2 separate regions of the Homo sapiens genome follow, and region 2 is linked to region 1. Evidence: chromatin contacts called from ENCODE Hi-C data. All regions are on one chromosome and are shown on one strand. Each heading gives the region's core, a stretch centred on a gene start or an enhancer-like site at or near the end of the contact. The rest is flanking DNA. Distances are from core to core; before and after follow the strand shown.

Region 1 (6,039 bases), core at 3,381-5,880:
CATTAAAATTCACTAAGTTACCAGGACATTCTTAATTCCCTCCTCTCTCACACCTCCACCTGCCCCATCTTTCCTCAGCCAGAACAGTGACTATATCTTGTTGCTTCTACCTCTAAATTTTCTCAATACCTACAGCCACTCCTCTAGTTCAAGCCACCATCATCCTTCTCCAGGTTTACTGAAACAGTCACCTTTTCTCCAGCCTTGCAACCCTGTTCTTCATGAACCACAGCCAGAATGATTTTTTCACAACTCTGATCCAAGGACATTTTACTACTGCCCTGCTTATAACCCTTAATGGTTGCCCAGTGTTTTCAGGATAAAGCCCAAACTCCTTAACCAAGCTAACAAAGATTTGTAGGATCCTCACCAGCCCTGTCTCTTGACTCTTACACTTCAGCCTTAGTGAACTTGTTAAAGATCCTTCTAAGCGCCATGCTTTCACCTCTAGGTCTTCGCACTTGCTGATCCACCTATGCTCTTCTTACACCTCTTTTCCAGACTCACTCTTACCTGTCTAGATTCTATTCCTCCAAAGTCTTCCCTGAATCATCTCCCCAATTTAGGGATATAGCAATATTATATGCTTCTATTTTGCTGCACTCTATACTTTTAAAAATAAGATCCTTAAGGTGGTTAACAGTCTTCATTTCTTCTATGTCACTATGAAATCAGAGTTAAAATTAGTACTAGAATTACTCCTAAATGCAACAGATGCTTCTATTACAGATAAAGATTTTTAAGAGAAAAATAAAATGTTTACAGTTTAATAAAACATTACATGTTATTTGAAAAATATAGAGACTTTGTTGAGAATCTTTTTTTATTTGAAATTTTCCTTTTGAAATGTTTGGCAGAGACCCAACCTGAATAACTTAATTTTATATTAGACATAATTTTTAGTTTGTCAAAAATTTTGTGGCATACAATTTTTTTAACGAACTTAAGATCAGTTTGCCTTTACACATGATAGATTAAAAGAATGTATGGGGACATATATAAACACTAACATAAAAAATATAAGAACAATATCTAACTATCCATTAACAGGGAACTGCTCAAATAACTAATGGGACATTCATACAGTAGACTCATTTAACCACTTCAAAGAATAACACAGAGCTATATGCACTGATATGAAAATATGTCTATTTTGTTAAGTGAACAAAAGCAACCTGTAGAACAGTATATGTAATGTTACTGGGATCACAGTGCTTTTCTAAATTCTCTGTGTGTGTAACAAAGAAGACATGCTGAACATCAAACTTTTTTTCAACAGCTAACTATCTATATAAAGTGAGCCCTTCACCATAGCTAATATTATACTTTCTTAGAGAAACGTTTATGTTGTATGACAGTAGGCGGAAGTCTCTATGAGTCACCACTTCAGCAATATCCAGCACATGACTGATGGTCATAATACTATAAACTCTAGGATGCTTACAGAGGCAAAGATGACATCACATTTAGTAGGCTGCTACATTTTATTACATTCTAGTTCTTTGGAAATTTGTAACACCCTTATGAAATACATGGTGGCTTTCTGTTAACCAAAACACCCTACCTACTCTGTAACAATGTAATCAAATGAAAACACTTTCTGAGTTTTTAGGAGAAACATTAAAGAAATACAGTTATAATTATGGTCTGTATCTCATAAACATTACTTCTGAAGCATTTCTCTGTGACAACTAAACTCTAATTAAAAATCAAGAAACTCAATGTGAGACAAATTGGCCAACAGACTCAAGTTTCCTATTTTCTCAGATTCTATGTCCATTGCATGACTCATTAGATCTGTAAAGGTATATCTAATATCATTCTATGTCCATTGCATGACTCATTAGATATGTACTGGTATATCTAATATCAAAGTATGAAAACCAATAATAAGAAGTAAAATACACACGTTACTGTAAGAAAGTAAAACATAAGAATACATATTAAGTTTAATCTCTTACTTTCCTCATCATCAACAGCAAGCTCTTTAGTAATCTATCCAAATAACTGAACCTTTCCTATTATCTCCAAACTTAAATTGATAGGAAAAAAAAAGGAAGAGTAGCTTAGTAAAAACATAGTGAATAAATGAAAATTAAATGAGAAAATATAAATGAGGAGATACTACTTTTGAAACAGCCAATTCTCCAAACATCATTTCTATTTATCAAAATATAAATTAGGAACATCATTTCTGAAGTGGCCATTCTCCAAACATCAAAACTCCAAAATATCACTGTTTTTTTTACTAATAGCATGCATTTTGTTGACACTATTCTTTTATCACAAATTTTGATTTACCATCACAAGTTATTTCTCATTATTTTAAAATTCATAATGTATTCAAAATAAACCCATACCCACAGCAGAAATTAATCTGGGTCACACTGACAATCCAGTGCAGGAAAGTTACTTAATGTTAGGAATATAAAGGTGTGTAACACAGAAAAAAGCCTGCACTGAATTCCAGGTGAACCCTAGTAAGTGATTTCCCTTCTTTGAGCTTCAGTTTTGTCCCCTATAAAATAGAGATAACGGCCAGGCGCGGTGACTCATGCCTGTAATCCCAGAGCTTTGGGAGGCCGAGTCGGGCGGAACACGACGTCAAGAGATCGAGACCATCCTGGCCAACATGGTGAAACCCCGTGTCTACCAAAATACAAAAATCAGCTGGGCGTAGTGGCACACACCTGGAGTCCAACTACTCGGGAGGCTGAGGCAGGAGAATCGCTTGAACCCGGGAGGCAGAGGTTGCAGTGAGCCGAGATCGCGCCACTGCACTCCAGCATGGGCGACAGAGCGAGACTCTGTCTCAAAAAAAAAAAAAAAAAAAAAAATAGAGATAACATGAACTACATTTTAGGATTACTAAGAGGTTTAACAATAATATAAGTAAAGAACACAATACCTGATATATAATGATGTGTTTGATAAATAGTAATCCACGTGTTTATGATGTGTCAGATACTGTTTTAAATGCTTTACATGTATAATTTAGTCAATAAACAATAATTATCCCTATCTCTGGTACTGCCTTCACCTTCTACCTCTCCCCATCCTTTGGGGAGAGCTCAAAACTTTTTGTCTAAGTTAAACAGCAGAGAAATAATAATAGCTATGTATCAGGCACTGTGCTAAATTAGTTACGTGGAATTTCATTTAATCTTTACAACAATCCTCTCAATAAAGTAGGAACTATTATTAACCTTCTTTCACAGACTAGGAAATTTAGGCTTAGAAGGATTAAATAATGTGTCTAAAGTCAGATATCCAATGAAGTCTGATTTCAGAGCCCCCCTGCTTAGCAACTCTGTCACGCTAAAAAAAAAAAAATTACTACTTCTAATTCAATGTCAGATAGCAAACACCTACTGTTCAATGACAGTTGGTTTCTAATGAGATTTTGAAACAGATGAGTCAGACAACAGGTATCGGCATCTACACCAGATCACTAGAGTTTCCACTTCTGTCATTTGAAACAGTTCCAATTTGTTCCCAAAGGGAATCTGAGGTGGTGAGAATTTCAATTTCTAATCATTTAAGTGCCAAGACAGGTGATCAGATAGCAATTCACAAAGCGGTTCTGTTGTTCTTGTTGTTTTTGTTTGTTTGTTTTTTGCTCTTCACACAAGCGAAGCAAAACCCAGGCTCTGACCTAAAATCATCTCTTTGCAACCACTGGGGATCAGCTATTCCACCATGCCATGCCACAAAGCACTCAAATTTACAACATTCAATCCCTCGGTGTGAAAAGATTAGGAAAGGAACCACGGGTGACTGCATAGAGGAGCACGCCCTCCAAAACTTTCCTCTGACTTCCAAGGCACTCTACAAGCCTTCCCTTTCTTTTGCCAGCCTCTCCCCGGGCAGTCCTCCAAACTGAGGGTTGTGGGCGGAAGGCATCGCGCAGGGTCTCCAGCTCTATTCCCCAGTTCCGCACATGTGGGCGTTCTAGACCCTGCATGGACTGGGAGAAAAAACAGGGAAGAGCCTATAAACCTTGCTAGAGGGCAAGAATAACTGTCTGTCTCTTTCTCTTTGCAGGGCCAGAGACTTCATCAATTCTTTCCGAGGATGATGAACAGAAAAAAACAGACCCTCTAAGTGCCAGGCGCTTAGGGATGAGGGTGCCCCTGAAGATCCCACAGTACCTTCGGGCTCTGATACCGCTCTGGATTTAAAGCAGGGCGAGTAGCGGCTGGATCCCTCCTCCCCAGCTGAGCTCGCCCACACCAGCAGCCCCAACCGCCCCGCACACCTGTCGCCCCTCTCTCCGCACTTGGGTGGACAGGTGAAGGCAGGCGCAACGTCACCTTGACGGCCCCAGGAGCCAATCAGAGCACGCGACTGCCGCAGCCAGGCAAACGCAGAGCGTACTGGCTCCCGCAGCCGGGAGACCCAACAAACCTCAGCTTCGGGGCCTCAGAGAGCGGGGGGCTCCTGGAGCCCTCAGGCTGAGGCGCGGAGGCCCCGAGACAGCGCGTAAAAGTTCGCCAGGAAAAGAGAAGACAAACAGGGAAGTACTCACCAGGCGCAGGAGGGTCACTTCTCCCAGCGGGGCGACAACTCGGCTCAATCTGTGCGGGGCCAACACGCCCCTGACCAACCGCCGCCGCTGCCGCCGCCGCCTGGGCCTCAGGGTCAGTAGCCGCTGGCCGCCGCCTGTTTCGAAGGGACCAATCATAAGGCGGGGGCGTGGTCTGAGGCCCCGCCCCCGGGCTGCCGGGAAGCACGCGACCCGTGGGCGCTCGCCTGTCAGCGCGTCCAGCGCTGCGCCTCCGGGCGTCTCGGAGCTTCGGTGGCCAAGTCCCTCTGTTCACTGAAAGGCGAAGTGGTTCAGTCAGAGCAGGTCCTCCGATCTGGCCTTTCAGCGACAGCCAGTTCGAAAGCCACAGCCCGTCCTGTTGTTCCCACAGGCCTGAGAGGTGAATGAACCTCGCCTGTAATAATTGCTTCTGAGCGTCCTGGAATGTTGCGGTGCAGCTGAAGGCGCTTCCCTGAGTTTTATCCTGGTCTGTTAAGAGCCGCTCCCAACCCCACATCCACTCGGGAGCTGGCTGACCTGAGGGCGCCACGGTTTCCAGAGACGCAGCCTGGAACCCAGCAGGAATGGGGGTCCTCAGCAGAAATCTTTCAGAGAGAGGCCCCTCTTCTCAGGTGCGGAGGGATGAGGAGGAATCCTGTAGTCCCAAGTCACAAAAGGAGGATGTTGACTCTTCAGCAAACACCGGAGCCTGAAAACAAAACAAAACAAAACAAAAAAACAATGAACTTCAACGTAAGGGATGCTTACTAGCTCCCAGGGTTGAAATAAAGCCGAGACTAGACATCAGTGTAACAATCCCAAGTCGGTTATATCTGTAAATGTGGCTTGTTTCATAGCAAAAAATAAAATAAATAAATAAATAATTTTTTAAAAAAATCACTGGCTTTGTCCCCGAGGCCTGTGTTGCAGCCCAGGCCCTTCTTTTTTTTTTTTTTTTTTTTTTTTTTTTTTTTTTGAGACAGGGTCTTGCCCTGTCACCCAGGCTGGAGTGCGGTGGCACGATCTCGGCTCACTGCAGCCTTGATCTCACGGACTCAAGAGATCCTCCCACCTCAGCCTCCAGAGTAGCCAGGATTACAGGCCTGTGCCACCACACCGGGCTAATTTTTGTGTTTTTTGTAGAAATGGGTTTTTGCCATGTTGCCCAGGCTGGTCTTGAACTCCTGGGCTCCAGTGATCCTCCCACCTCGGCCTCCCAAAGTGCTGGGATTACAGGCGTTAGCCACCTCACCCGGCCCTATTCAGTCTTTTAGCCTTCCTCAAATCATGTCTCCTCTCTGGGCCTCAGGTCTCCATCTGTGAATGGTGGGCACTGAACTGGAATGACATCTCTCTCTAGCATTTATTCCTTCCTTTACTCAACAAAAACAATGAGATGTACTGTTGCTTGCTAAAGAAACTGAAATGAAAACAGCCTTAGGCTTCAAAGTGCTCAGCAGCATGGTAAAGGCCAAATGGAAGTCTGTGGAGGTCCATGAAAGAAGGAACCCCTA
Region 2 (6,042 bases), core at 2,509-5,008, 410 kb before region 1:
AAGGAAAAGAAAAATATTACTAAAACATAGATGAGTACATCTCAACCAGAATTGGGGGTGGAGGTTGGAAAATCTCGAAAGGTTTTTCAGTGGGAAATGTCTCTGATGAAACACTTATTAAACTTTCAATGTTTTTCTCTTTTTTTTTTTTTTTTTTTTTACTATTTTCATGCCCTCCTCCCACCTCACCCCCTAACGAACACACTTACATTTCTATTATTAGCTTGTATTCCAAGAAAAACACAATATGAAACATTCTGGAAAACTAAGAAGTCACATGGGATTTTGGACTATATTTGGAAAGCCAGGAATATCATGCTATAATTCCCAGAGCTTATTAACCAGCTACTTCTGATTAATTTAAATCCATTAATGTCACTCTCAAAACATCCTTAGGGAATTCTTTTCTGATTGTACCCAACAATTGTTTCCAATTTGACAGCCAGCATTCTTCAAGTCATACTTTTATACACCCGAGGGATGCTATCTATGTGACATGGCAATTTTCAAAGAGAAATAAATCCTCACCACTCATAATATTCAAGACACTTATTTAATTTTTCACCTCTTATTTACACGATAAAATTGCCTCTATTCTCTTGGTCCCACTGAGGTCTGGTTCTTCGGTTTGATTCATTCCAGCTGTCCTCTGCTTTTTCTTCCTTGGTTCTCCTGTCTTGATATCTCATCTTCCATTGATCACTCTCTTTTTTCAAACAACACTAGGTCCTCCTCACAAACCTATGCTCTTACTCAGAGAAGGCTACTTGTGGTTCCTCAAAACACTCCATCCTATTTCACGCCTTCGTTCATTTATACACACGTTACTGTCTCCTCTTGGGATGCCTTTCGCCCCTTATCCACTTGGGCAAGTCTTATCCTTCAAGACCCATATCAAGCATTCTCTTGTGATCAATCCTCATCACTTACCAACCTCCCTCCAAATCTGGAGAATTGAGTATTCCCCCTCTTAAGTCACACCCATCATACTGTTTACAATTATTTAAAATAGTCTGCATCTTTACTACACCAGGGTCCAAACTGAGTATTGTTTATCTTTATACCCTCTGTACCCAGACAGTGCCTGGCAAGAAGTGAACACTAAATTAGTGACTATTGAATAAATCAATTATTTGACAAATTAATACCAAAGCATGTCAAAAGGGCTTCTCAAATATGTGAGAGAGTTGGCTAAATATCCCTAATCTAATCATCCCTCATTTATTATATATTTTTAAATACTTCCAAAAATATGATTCTCAGTTCTAGTCCCTAGAAATTCTACTGGGTATCCAAGGGCTTCTGACTTTAAGAATCACGCTGAGAAGTATTGTTCTAAAGCAAGAACACTGTAGAATATAAACAGCATGAAAAGAGGAGGTGGGAAACCCTCCTCTTCCATACACCTATAACCCTTTGAAGTGAAACAAAATACCAGAGCACACATCACATACTTCACTAATTTATCCATCCATCTATCCATATATTCATTCATTTTTTTCTTCCATTTACCTATATCTCATATATCCTCCCTTTGAAGTGAAATAAAATCCCAGAGTGTATACCACTTACTTCATTTATTCCTCTATTCATTTATACACCTACACAACCACTCCTATACCCATCCATGTATCTATTCATCCATCTGTCCATCCATCCATCCATCCATCCATCCATCCATCCATCCATCCATCCATCTGGTGACCTATCCATGTATATACCCATCCATTCATTCAGTGACCTATCCAGGTACACTATCCATCCATCCATCCATCCATCCACCCATCCATCCATCCATCCATCTGGTGACCTATCCATGTGTATACCCAACCATCCATTCAGTGACCTATCCATATACACTATCCATCCATCTATCCATCCATCCATCCATCCATCCATCCATCCATCCATCCATCCATCCATATATCCATCCATCTATCCACCCATCCATCCATCTGGTGATGTATCCATGTATCCACTCATCCATCCAGTGACTTATCCATGTATCCATCCATCCATCCATCCATCCATCCATCCATCCATCCATCCATCTATCCATCCATCCAGTGACCTATCCATGTATCCATCCATCCATCCATCCATCCATCCATCCATCCATCCACCCACCCACCCAGCAACCTATCAATGTATCCATCCATCCATCATCCAAAATTGGTGATACCCTTCTGCACTGTGCTAGGAACTCTATCATAAACAGGTAGAAGCACAGGGAAAACCTGCCTGTAAACCAGACATCATTCCGGAAGAATTAGGGAAACAACTCATTGTCTAAAAAACTTCCAAGATGAACAAGAGAGACATGGTAGGGGTTTAAATTAAGAATGGGAACGTATCAGCTTTTTTCTGTCTTTTTCTCTTAAGAAAACACCCTGATCTCTGAATTAACATTATGTCCCTTCCAGTTCCCACTTTCTCTTGAGGATCGAACTAAGATTTTGAGGCCAGTCTGTGAATTCCATGTTTGCTTCAATGACCCTTTCAAATGTTCACATACTGCAGCTGGGTTGGCTTTAATCTGACCTGTGGGGATCAGCTCGGCTATTTCAGAGGCGTACAGAGTTGCTTCCCCTGCATTAGACTGCTCTTACTGTTACACATTTTTGATTCAGAACATCTATTCTTTGATTTTTCTTTTCCCCTTTGCCCTGCAGAGCTCCACAGACTTTAACCGTTTTTCTGTTGCTGAAATATGTCCCCACCTGGCACTCCCTGCAACTTCTTGAAAACTGCCATTTGGCTTACCTTCGTTTTTTGTTTTTCTTTCTTTTTTTTTTTTTTTTCTGAGACAGAGTCTCACTCTGTCACCCAGGCTGGAGTGCAATGGCACAATCTTGGCTCACTGCAACCTCCGCCTCCCAGGTTCAAGTGATTCTCCTGCCTCAGCCTCCTGAGTAGCTGGGATTACAGGTGTGCACCACCATGCCCAGCTAATTTTTGTGTTTTTAGTAGAGACGGGGTTTCACCATGTTGGTCAGGCTGGTCTCAAACTCTTGACCTCGTGATCTGCCTGCCTCTGCCTCCCAAAGTGCAGGTATTACAGATGTGAGCCACAGCACTCAGCCTGGTTTACTTTCTCACAAAATCAGCAACCTTTTTTTTTTTTTTTTTAAATCCATCACCCTTTTCTTCCCTCCAGGTAAGTCATTTTTATGGAGGCTGTCACTACTGCTGGAGCAAGAGGGCCTGGAATTCCTGATCTTGTTGCAAGGGAGGTGGGGCTGACCTGATCTCTGCCTCCACTGAGAGGCTGTGTTTCTCCTATTGTTTACAGTCTCCAGCACACGGCAGGCTTTTCTGTCCTCCTGCCTGCCCTGCCCTGCATCCAGCCATCATTTCTTGTCATCTCAGAAGCTTCAGAGTAAATTCTCTTTCATTTTTGCAGTTCCTCACAGGCTCAGTGACTTAGCCAACTTGTTTTTCCTCCCCCCATGTCAAAAGTGACAAATAACCATTCTGAGACAATCTGACAGATGACTCAGCAAGTGGGCTGCCAGGTGATGTGGCTTTTCCTAAGGCAACCCAGTGAACTGCTGAAGAAAGGGGAACTGAGAAGTGAACCAAGATAAAACAAAAACCGGAAAACAAAAAACCCTCTTTTCAATGGGAAAAGGTGTAGGCCACTCCTCCTGTCTGCTGGCTAGATGCAGATGAGCCTGCAGGGGGCTCCGTGCACAGGGAGTTGGCAGAGCAATGAGAATGACAGAGCCTGGGTCACTGCCTTTCTGTGGAGAAGATCATTTACCCAACACACACATGAGCAAGCATTGTATCATCTTAAGCCACTGAGATGCAGGGATTGTTGGTTACAGCAGTTATCTTCCCCTGACTGAAATAAAAGGGATATGAACACTCACAAGACTTTTAGGGGAGAAGGGCACTATGCTGTTCCTTCCTCATGCCCAGGAATCAAAGGCGTGCAGGGTGAGGCTCTACCACAGCTGCACATCCTTAGTGAGATGGGGCTTTAACATGGAACACTCACTGATGGATCCTTTGCTGGCTGAAAGGGGCAGTGTAGCAGTCATTCTCCTCCAGGTCTGGCAGTGTCTCCTTGTCCAGCCTCATTGGCTTCTTAGGTAACCATCTCCGAAACCTGCTTATTTGTTTATCGATCCTGTGGTACATGGAAGGCAAGACCAAAGGGTACAGCATGTCAGCAATGCCCTGAAACACAGGAGGAAGGTCTCCGCAGAGCCACAACTATCATACCACACATTCCAGGCCCTCTCACTGCACTCAGGATATCCTTGTTTTATAGATGGAAAGAAGACAGCCAGAACTCTAGTGTTGTTTTGATTTCACCAAGTGGCCTCAATATTATTACTGTTTGTGAAATAGCAGCTGTGAGTTAGATGTCCACCCACATGCCAATAATAAATGACCAAGCAGTCCTAACAAGGCTGGAAAGCTCTGAAAAGGATTCCAACAGTCCCTTAAGCAAGCAGCAGAGATCTTAACTTACATTCTGTAGGTTCTAAAAAATTCATTTTGTGTTTGGAAAACATCTGAGGTCAGAGAAGAGCTCTAGCTGTAATTAACTTTCGGGAGGGGGTGCTGGCAGCACATCCTGGGAGTTGTGCAGAGAGCTCCATGCCATGATTTGCTTCCTGCCTCTCCCACCTCCCCTGAGCAGCCTCTCAGCAGGCAGCCGGATTTTTGGCTTTCATTGATCTCTTTTTAAGCAGGCTCCATGGTTCTCATGGTGCTAGGGCATCGTGACACACATGTGTCACTCTAATGAAGCCAAGTCAATGAAAACAACAGTATCCTAAAAGTGGTTTTCAGCTACAGTTTTCTCTCTGGCTATCTCCCTGGTCCCTCGGTTCCACTGACTTCTGCTGATGAAAACATCTGGCTTCCAAGTGAACAGTTCCCAATCACTGTTCACAGAAAAACACCAGAAGGCGCAAAAACCACACCAAACTTTAAAATGATAGCACTACCTCAAGTGTCTATACTACTGGAAAAAATACCTTCTAAATTTATTAACTGAAAACACGTGGAATTTGGTCATGCTTTATTTTTTTCCTAATTAAAACAATATATTTACATGGCAATGTATTCTTTTCAGTGAATGTTATGGCTAATTTACTGTGTCAACTTGGCTAAGTTAAGGGATGTCCAGATAGCTGGTAAACATTATTTTGAGGTGTGTCTGTGGGGTTGTTTCCTGAAGAGATCAGTGTTTGAGTTTGTAGACTTAGTAAAGAAGTTGGTCCTCACCAACACAGGTGGGCACCATCTAATCCATTGAGGACCTGAATAGGACAAAAAAGTGGAGGCAGGGTGAATTTGCTGTCTGCTTGAGATGGAACATCCATCTTCTCCTGCCCTTGGACATTGGCCTTCCTAGTTCTCAGGCCTTTACACTGGAAATGGGACTTACACCATCAGGTTTCCTAGGCCTCCTTCTTAAAAACTGCAGATTGCGGGACTTCTTGCTCTCCAGAATCTTATGAGCTAACCGTGCAAATCCTGATCCAAGTCTGAAGGCCAGAGAACCAGGAGCACTGATGTCTAAGGGCAGAAGAAGAGAGATGTCCCAGCTCAAGCAGCAGCAAATTCACTATTCCTCCATCTTCTAGTTCCACTCAATGGGTTGGATGGCACCCACCTGCACTGGGGAGGATCAGCTTCTTTACTAAGTCTACTGATTTGAATGCTAATCTCTTCTGGAAACATTATCACAGATGCACCCCAAAATAATGTTTTACCAGCTATCTGGGCATCCTTTAGCCCAGCCAGGTTGAACATATAAAATTAACCATCACAGTGAAACTCTCAGCTGAAGATAATATTATTTATATAACCAATCAATTCCAAACTAAAAAATAATGGTAAACTTCTCTTTCACTATCTCCTTTATTCTCAGCATTGTTCCAGCCTCACCATGATCCCAACTCTGCTTGGTGGTGGCTGTCCTTCTTCAGAACTCCCAAAGGGTCAAACTGAAAAGAATCTCACAGTGGCTCTAGGACCCTCCTCCCCAAGAGAACCCTCCGCCCCAAAAGAAATATACTT

The links. Hi-C counts contacts between places; a loop is a spot of excess contacts on that map. Pooled maps may share reads with other maps.
Region 2: a pooled map shows a loop between it and region 1 (13-fold over the local background). The contact joins the enhancer-like site here to the promoter of GAS2L3 in region 1. A Hi-C loop is called at or near these places in 3 of 37 single-sample maps with no recorded cell type and 4 of 50 pooled maps.

Annotation. Positions count from the first base shown.
Region 1 is chr12:100,572,275-100,578,313 of GRCh38, reverse strand. It overlaps GAS2L3 (growth arrest specific 2 like 3), which reads right to left and starts at 4,630. Exons shown (of 10, transcript NM_174942.3): 1 at 4,529-4,630. RefSeq lists an enhancer at 4,336-4,625 and a silencer at 4,656-4,785.
Region 2 is chr12:100,985,632-100,991,673 of GRCh38, reverse strand. It overlaps ANO4 (anoctamin 4), which reads right to left. Exons shown (of 28, transcript NM_001286615.2): 8 at 4,004-4,135. Among named protein-coding and RNA genes, the nearest start is that of ANO4, 190 kb to the right of the region's middle. RefSeq lists enhancers at 2,806-3,329, 4,382-4,907. Within about 2 kb of position 3,758, at least 3 of the 41 ENCODE cell types and tissues checked have a DNase peak (open chromatin) inside an H3K27ac peak, as active enhancers do.